2 separate regions of the Mus musculus genome follow, and region 2 is linked to region 1. Evidence: chromatin contacts called from ENCODE Hi-C data. All regions are on one chromosome and are shown on one strand. The core of a region is the stretch at or near the end of the contact, and the rest is flanking DNA. Distances in the headings are between cores, read along the strand shown.

Region 1 (3,998 bases), core at 662-3,161:
ATTTTTCTTTCTTTCTTTTTTCCCAGCATTTATTTACTTGTTTATTTTGTTTTGTGTGTGTCACGGTTGTGAATGTGGAGGTCGGAGGACAAGTATGGGAGTTGGTTCTCTTTTTCCACCTTGTGAGTTTGGAGGATCAAAATCAAGTCATCCGGTTAACAAGTACACTTATGTGATGAGCCGTTGTGCCAGCCCCAAATTGAGGGCTTTCTTTTCATTTATTATTATTTCTTTAATTTTTTTTGAAACAATGACTATTTATGCATCCTTGGCTACTCTGGAACTTGCCTTGTAGACCAGGTTGCACTCGAACTCACAAGGAGACACTTGCCTCTGCATCCCAAGTGCTGAGACTCAAGGCGTGTGTGCCATACCCTGCCAACCCAAGTGTGGGACTCAAGGCCCGTGTGCCATACCCTGCTGGGATTTTGTTTTTCAGTCACATAGTGTGTGTGTGTGTGTTTCTGGAGTAATGCCTGTGCCATGGTACATGTCTCTGTGTGTCTGTGTGTGTGTGTTGCCCCCTCTCTGATACCACATGACACTTCATTGAGAATTTGATCTCTGTTTCTACCATACAGGTTTCCTGGGTCTATGTCAGGTTGTCAGGCTCAGTGACAGCGTCTCTCTTTACCTGATGAGGCATGCAGGGGCAGCAATTTTAACATTCTTTGTTCTCACTTTTATTAATATTTATTTGAAGTGCACACTACCTTGTACACAATTTTGAGTATTCATTTTTTTATGTTTTCAATGTACTTTATGTATATGAGTGCTCTGCATGTATGCCTGAATGACAGAAGAGGGCATCAGATCCTATTATACATGGTTGTGAGCCACCATATGGTTGCTGGGATTTGAACTCAGGACCTCCAGAAGAGCAGCCAGTGCTCTTCACCACTGAGCCATTTCTCCAGCCCCAACTCTGAGTATTCAATTTCATTAGTTTGCACGTTTCTTTGTAAATCTCCCTTCCTCACTCCATCCCCAGCTAATCACGGAGATTAATTGGCACTGTCTATAATTTCACATATATAAGATGGAGTGTGGTGGCCTCTCGCTGTCTCTGCCTAGTTCCTTTGACTCTGTGTGACAATTCTGATATTCATCTGTGTTACTGTGTTGAGGGTAACATTAGAAGTCATGTTCAGCCACCTATTAACTGGGTGACTTTGGGAAAATTGCTCTTCTCGTCTGTGCCTCAGAGAGAAAAACAATTTCTACCTCGCATAGTTAAGAAGATAAAAATTACCCTGTGTAAGTAACGGAGAGTCAGGGTTCAGTTCCTGGTATTCACTGGGCACTTGATAAATACAAGTTATTTTTGAATCTCTGTTTGGTGTGGAGAGGAGGGAGGAGGCCGACTTGCCAGGCATGCAGTGGGGGAGGACTTGTTTAGACGAATCTGATTCATGGCTCAATTTAACTACTTGTTAAACTTGTCTCACTTCTGCACCTCAAATCTCCGCACATGCCAACCTCACCAGGAAACTTTTCTTCAGTGAGTGCCTGGGGACAGGGAAGTTTGTAGCCATGAAAGCCCTGCCAGTCGGTCGGGGGAAAAAAAATTCCACTAGGCTGCTTTGAAGCAAGAGAAGGTGAATTCCTCCGGCACCCTCACTGACTTCTAGCCTCACTGGGCGGGTTTGCTCAAATTTGGATTGAGAGCCCCTGGCCTGGGGACCAAGGGGACTCCAGAAGTTTCCTGGCCAGAGAAAGTCAGAGGGTGACGTTTCTGCACAACTTGTCCCAGAGCAGCCTGTGTTGAGGTGCTGATGGTCAGAGAAGTTTCTTGGAGACTCTGAGAAGGAGCGTGGGCTGCTCAGCCCTTCCCGGGGCCAACGTCCACAACAGCCGTGCCAGGGGCTTGCTGCCGTCATATTGGCTTCGAAGTGGAGAACAGCAATTTCTCCTGTCTTCATGCTGCTGGCCAGTGACTGCCTTTCCCTGAGCTTGAAGACACTGAAGTGGGGTGGGGGTGGGGGGTGGGGGAGACACACAACAAAACCACAAAGAGGACTGGAGAGAAAAAAGGGAGCAGGGCGGGGTGAGAGGGCCGATCGTCTGTTCAGGTCTAGCTGGAAAACACAATGACGGGAAAAGCCTTGTTGGTCTGTGCGCTGCTCCTCATTTCTTTCCCAGGGTTTGAAGTGTGGAGGGAGGGATGGGAAGAAAACTGGAAGCCGACAGCCGACGACAGCCGGGCGGCACGGCCTGGGCCGAAGCCGCTTGGAGCCTGAGCCATTGGGTTTGGGGAGGGGAAAGCTCCGCGGGGATGCTGAGAGGTCCCTTGGGTCACCCTCTTACCAGCCAACACCTTTCTTCCACAAGAGGCTGTGACCAAGGCTGATGTAACTGATAGTGAATTGATTAATTAGTTAACCTTAAAAAAAAGAGTTTCACTATGTTGCCCAGGCTGACCCTAAATTCCTGGGTTCGAGCTGCCCTCCACCTCAGCCTTCAAAGTAGATGGGACGGCAGGCATATGCCACCAGATAGTCACAGAAACCTGCCTGTCTCTACCCTAGTGGGGGGAAGGGCATTATGTAGCGCTTTTACCCATCTGGCTGGGGTGACAGATCATTACGCTTGGCTTTATCTTTCCTGGTGCAAAGAGTTCACCAGCTTTTAAAAAATTTCTTAGTGTCAAATACTTTCCAAATTTCCATGCAATTGGGTGGTGGTGGAGGTGGCAGTGGCAGTGGCAGTGGTGTGTGCCTTTAGTCCCAGCACTTAGGAGGCTGAGGCAGGTACATCTCTGAGTTCTAGGCCAGCCTGGTCTATAGTGCTAGTTTTAGGACAGCCAGGGCTAAAACCAAAAACAAAAAAAGATTTATTTATTTTATTACTTGACTTAACCCCAAAGCCTTTGTGAGGTATGGATTCTGTTATGAATTTTTTCCCATTTTACATATAAGCAAGTCAAACCTTGGGGATGGAGAGAGGGCTAAGCAGTTAAAAGCACTCACTGTTCTTCCAGAGGACTGGACTTCAGTTCCCTTACCCATGTCAGGTAGCTCCCACTCCAAGGGAGCTGACATCTTTTGGTTTCTGAAGGCGCATGTGCACACATGTGCATACATATACACACACATGTGCATATATACACGCACTCATGAATAAAAAATAAAAGCAAATCTAAGAAAAAGAAGTCAAGATGGAGAAATGTTAGGGTTTGGGAAGGTTAAGTAGTTTGGGCATGGTGTATACACCTTTGGTCCCAATATCAAGAGGCTGAGGCAGGAGGATTGTGCAGTAGAGGCCAGTCAGTGTTATTTGTCAAGATTTTTGTCTCCAAAGGAAAAATAATGACAGAAATACTTGAGACAGATCAAGACCAAAGGAGAGAGTGGTTGTTTCTGGAAGTCTGGGATGATGGGCCAAAGCCAACTGGTGGCTCTGGAATGAGGCTAAGTTTCTCAGACTCTGAACCTGAGCCTGTCATCTTCTAGGTGAGATCTTCTTCATCCATTGACCTTTAGGGGGCGCTACTGTGAATCACGCAATGTTTCAGGAAACAGGGATCTGTTGCTAAGCAACAGATGGGGGTCTCTCTGCGCTCCTCCCCTCCCCTCCCCTCCCCTCCCCTCTCTCCCTTTCCTGCTCCAGCTCAGTTTCCTCACTGGCTTCTCCCTGTCAGTTCCTATAGGATGTCAGCAGCTGATTGAGTCTTTCTGAATGTTTGTCCTGTTTTTTGTTTTGTTTTGTTTTTTAAGATTTATTTGTTTGTTTTTGTAAGTACACTTACAGTGTATCAGATCCCCGTGAGCCACCATGTGGTTGCTGGGAATTGAACTCAGGACCTCTGGAAGAACAGTCAGTACTCTTAACCAACCGCTGAGCCATCTCTCCAGCCCCCTTGCTTTGGTTTTTTTGAGATAGGATTTCTCTGAGTGGCTGTCCTGAAACTCACTGGGTAGACCAGGCTGGCTTCCAACTCACAAAGATCTTCCTGCCTCTGCCTCCTGAGTGTTGGGATTAAAGGTGTGTGCCACCCC
Region 2 (3,619 bases), core at 323-2,822, 47 kb before region 1:
CAACACTACCTGCAGAGCTACAGCTCTGCCCTGAGCTTCAATCCTTGGGCCTGTAAGACAGATTCCTCCCTCACCTCCAGGTCTGGGTGGATCAAAACAGCGGGGAACAGAATTTGTGAGGAGACTCACCTATGAGCTCAGGAAGTCTACTCTGAGGAGGGCTGAGACTGTCTCCTTGGAACCAGTTCTTCTCTATATTGCTCAGCACTTGAAGGGCTGAGATGGACTCCCCTAACCATATATATATATATATATATATATATATATATATATATATATATTACTCCGTGTTTGCATTTGCAAGATGGGATGCATAAAAGGGGGGCGGCAGGCCGAACCGGATGGGGACTGACAAGGGCCTGCTTGCCTCTCTTTAGCCTACAAAGACTTTCTGGGGCCACCGCAAACCCCTAGTTCTACCCCGGAGGCACAGAGGATCAGTAGAGGGGAGGCTGTGGATGAAGGCAGAGCTGGGTGGTACATCCACGGAGCCACCTGGTCTTCAAAAATACCTGGCCTGGGAAATCTCTGTGCCTGCGGTAACAAAATAGTGGCTCAGGGTTCCCAGAAACCCTATGGAGAAAGCAATGGGGCGACGGGCTTGAAAAGGCTTACAGAAGTCTCTACCTTCTCACCAGCACCTCCCTCTTCCAAGTGACACAAGACACCAGGTACCTGCTCAAGGAAAACCTGGAACTCAGAAGGGGAAAGGCTAGGCAGCTTGGGTCCGTGTCCTGAATGTTGCTGAACGTAGTTATTTTTGCCCCTGCTAATTGCTCAGAAGCAGTGGCTGTGGGTCCTTCAGAGACCCCTGAGCTCTTACCACATAGACGCTTCAAGGTTTTTCTTAAGCTTTATAGACTAGTGCAGTTGGATGGACAGGAGCAAGGCTGAAGGTGATAATGGGGTGGCAAGGGGCATTTCTCCCTCCCAGAGCCTCTTTGGAGACTGTGAGACAGAAAACCAGCGGGGTTGGGTTTTTAGAAAGGTGAAGGCACCGGGTTCCAGTGGCGCCCAAGGGGACGCTCAGCACCGGGGCCCAGTTCACTGTTAGCTGCAGGCTCCCAAGAGGGGCGCGTGCGACCGCAGCACACATTAGGCGACCCAGAGACCTTCTAGGAGGCCAGAGATAAGCAGACCCGACCCTAAGCAGATCAACAGTCCTGCAGGACTCAAGTGTACGGGACCCCACTAAACATGTTGTCCCAGACGCCCCCCAATCCCTGGACGATCCCGCCCCCGGAACGCTGGAAGAGACAGGCAAGGGTAGTGGGAGGCGCCCACACCAGCCGCCCCCGCCCCTCCCGCGGGTCCCTAGACCCCTCCCCTGGGCCAGACCCCCCAATCCCTGCTCTGCCCGCCGCCCCGCCCCCGGCCGCCCCGCCCCCGCCCCGGGCGGCGACCCGGCCCCAGCGCCCAGCCGGGGGTGCGGGCTCCGGCCGCCCGCCCCGCGCTCCCCCCTCGCGGCCGGTGCGGCGCCCCCCGCCCCTGCCCTCCCCCTCCCTTCCCACCTCCCCACCCACCCCACAGGCCCGTTACCCTCCCGCCTGCTCGGGCTCCTGAGCAGCCAGCGGCCACCGGCTCCAGCAGCGGCTCAGAGGGGTTCGGCGCGCGCGGCGAGCACGACATTCCACGAGCCGCGTCGGGATAGCCGCTGGCCTCCCGCACCCCGACCTCCCTCAGCCTCCGCACCTTCGGCTTGTCCCCCCGCGGCCTCCAGTGGGACGGCGTGACCCCGCTCGGGCTCTCAGTGCTCCCGGGGCCGCGCGCCATGGGCAGCCCCCGCTCCGCGCTGAGCTGCCTGTGAGTACCGCGGTCGCCCCCGCGTCCCCGTCGGCCAGCGCCCGCCGAGCCCTCTCCGCTCACCCCGCGCCTCTTTCCTGCCCGCTTTTGTCTCCCACAGGCTGTTGCACTTGCTGGTTCTCTGCCTCCAAGCCCAGGTAAGGAGCGCTGCGCAGAAGCGGGGGCCGGGCGCGGGGAACCCAGCTGACACTCTCGGGCAGGGACACGAGGACCGACCCTTCGGCCAGCGCAGCAGGGCTGGAAAGAACTTTACAAATCCAGCCCCAAACTACCCCGAGGAGGGATCTAAGGAACAGAGAGACAGTGTCCTGCCTAAAGTCACACAGCGAGTGAGTGGAGAGACTAGAACCCAAGGGTCTTGAGCCCAGCGACTGGCCAGTTCGGGTGGATGGGAAGGCTACCTGTAGCCACACCTGGCCTCCTAGGAAGGCGGGAGCTGGAGTCAGCGGGTGTTCCTTGTCAAGGGTAGTTGGGATGTAGTTGCAGCGAATATCCTCGCCGCTGCTCTCTGGGGAGACCTGTGGCCGGTTTGGGCCAACGATCGTGTTAACCTAGGCCCTTTGCATTCTCAACATTTGCTCCGTAAATTTGTCTTTATAAATGTCACGGGTCGGGTAGCGTTGCCTCGCTACTTAAAAGCACCCTGCTCCTCTAGGAAGGCCCGGGCGGGGGGCCTGCGCTGGGCAGGGAGCCCACTTCCCTGCTCCGAGCTGGCCGGGAGCCCCAGGGTGTTTCCCAACAGGTGGGTCCAGACTCCCTCATTCCCGGGTTCATCCATCCATCCTGGGCTGGGTCTGCGCGACTTCCCCGAGGGGGTTGGTGGCCTGAGCCGGCATGTTGTGGGGATGCCCCCAGTCCCCGCTGGCTGCCTGGCGCGGCGGGAGGCGGGTACAAGGGCAATGGGGACCAACTCGGGGCCCCTGGGCGGAGTAGCGTTATAATGGCGTGCTGTGTATTTTTCAATTTCCTAAAGGTAACTGTTCAGTCCTCACCTAATTTTACACAGCATGTGAGGGAGCAGAGCCTGGTGACGGATCAGCTCAGCCGCCGCCTCATCCGGACCTACCAGCTCTACAGCCGCACCAGCGGGAAGCACGTGCAGGTCCTGGCCAACAAGCGCATCAACGCCATGGCAGAAGACGGAGACCCCTTCGGTAAGGTGCATTCCCGGACCCTGGAGAGGAGAGGTAGCTTGGACCTCGCCGCCCCTTGCCAGCCCCAGCTGCATCAGCCAGAAAGGCCTGCGGGCTCTCCACCTGAGAAGGGAAGGAGTTAAGACGAAAAGGTGCCTTGGGGTCAGCTGGAGAGAATAGTGGGGAAGGGACCCTGGGGAGGACGAGGCCAACAGGTGCCCTCTCTTCCCTGCTCCGCAAATGAATGAATCCAGGAGTCTCCCTTACAATCTTCACACACCTCTACCCGGCTGCAGGTGGAGGCAGAGGGTTCAGAGGAGAGGCCCAAATTTAAGGGGAGTTCTTGAAAGAGGATATGTCGCCAGGGCCCACAAAAGGAGAGTGGGAAAAAGAAAGTAGAGAAATCCCCCAGTTCGCCCAGTTTGAAAAAGGGACAGAACTGCTAACTGATCAGAAGGGTCAATTGCACAGGGAGACTCGGCCTGCAAGTTAGACTCCGGGCTCCACTGTGGATACCCCAGGGGACTGAGTCGGCTGGCGGCTTCCCGCAGGGCTGCTGAGTACAGGGAGCTACTGGGGCAGGGGCTGAGAACTGATTGATTTCTACAACATTCAATATTCTTGTCTTGAAATGGGGCCAATTTCCAGACTCCTTGGATGTACCACAAGGAAGCCAAACCCTC

The links. A loop is a pair of places that touch in the nucleus more often than their neighbours do.
Region 2: a loop to region 1 is called in a map of gastrocnemius, with 1.8 times the contacts of the local background. The contact joins the promoter of Fgf8 here to the enhancer-like site in region 1. A Hi-C loop is called at or near these places in 3 of 37 maps with a recorded cell type or tissue (T-helper 17 cell, gastrocnemius and v-Abl transformed pro-B cells).

The regions. Positions count from the first base shown.
Region 1 is chr19:45,693,769-45,697,766 of GRCm38, reverse strand. No RefSeq gene overlaps it. Among named protein-coding and RNA genes, the nearest start is that of 4933429K18Rik, 35 kb to the left of the region's middle. Within about 2 kb of position 1,911, at least 1 of the 3 ENCODE cell types and tissues checked has a DNase peak (open chromatin) inside an H3K27ac peak, as active enhancers do.
Region 2 is chr19:45,740,837-45,744,455 of GRCm38, reverse strand. It overlaps Fgf8 (fibroblast growth factor 8), which reads left to right and starts at 1,572. Exons shown (of 6, transcript NM_001166361.1): 1 at 1,572-1,803; 2 at 1,904-1,940; 3 at 2,459-2,545; 4 at 2,777-2,957. The coding sequence starts at 1,772. RefSeq lists enhancers at 3,227-3,619, 2,805-3,619.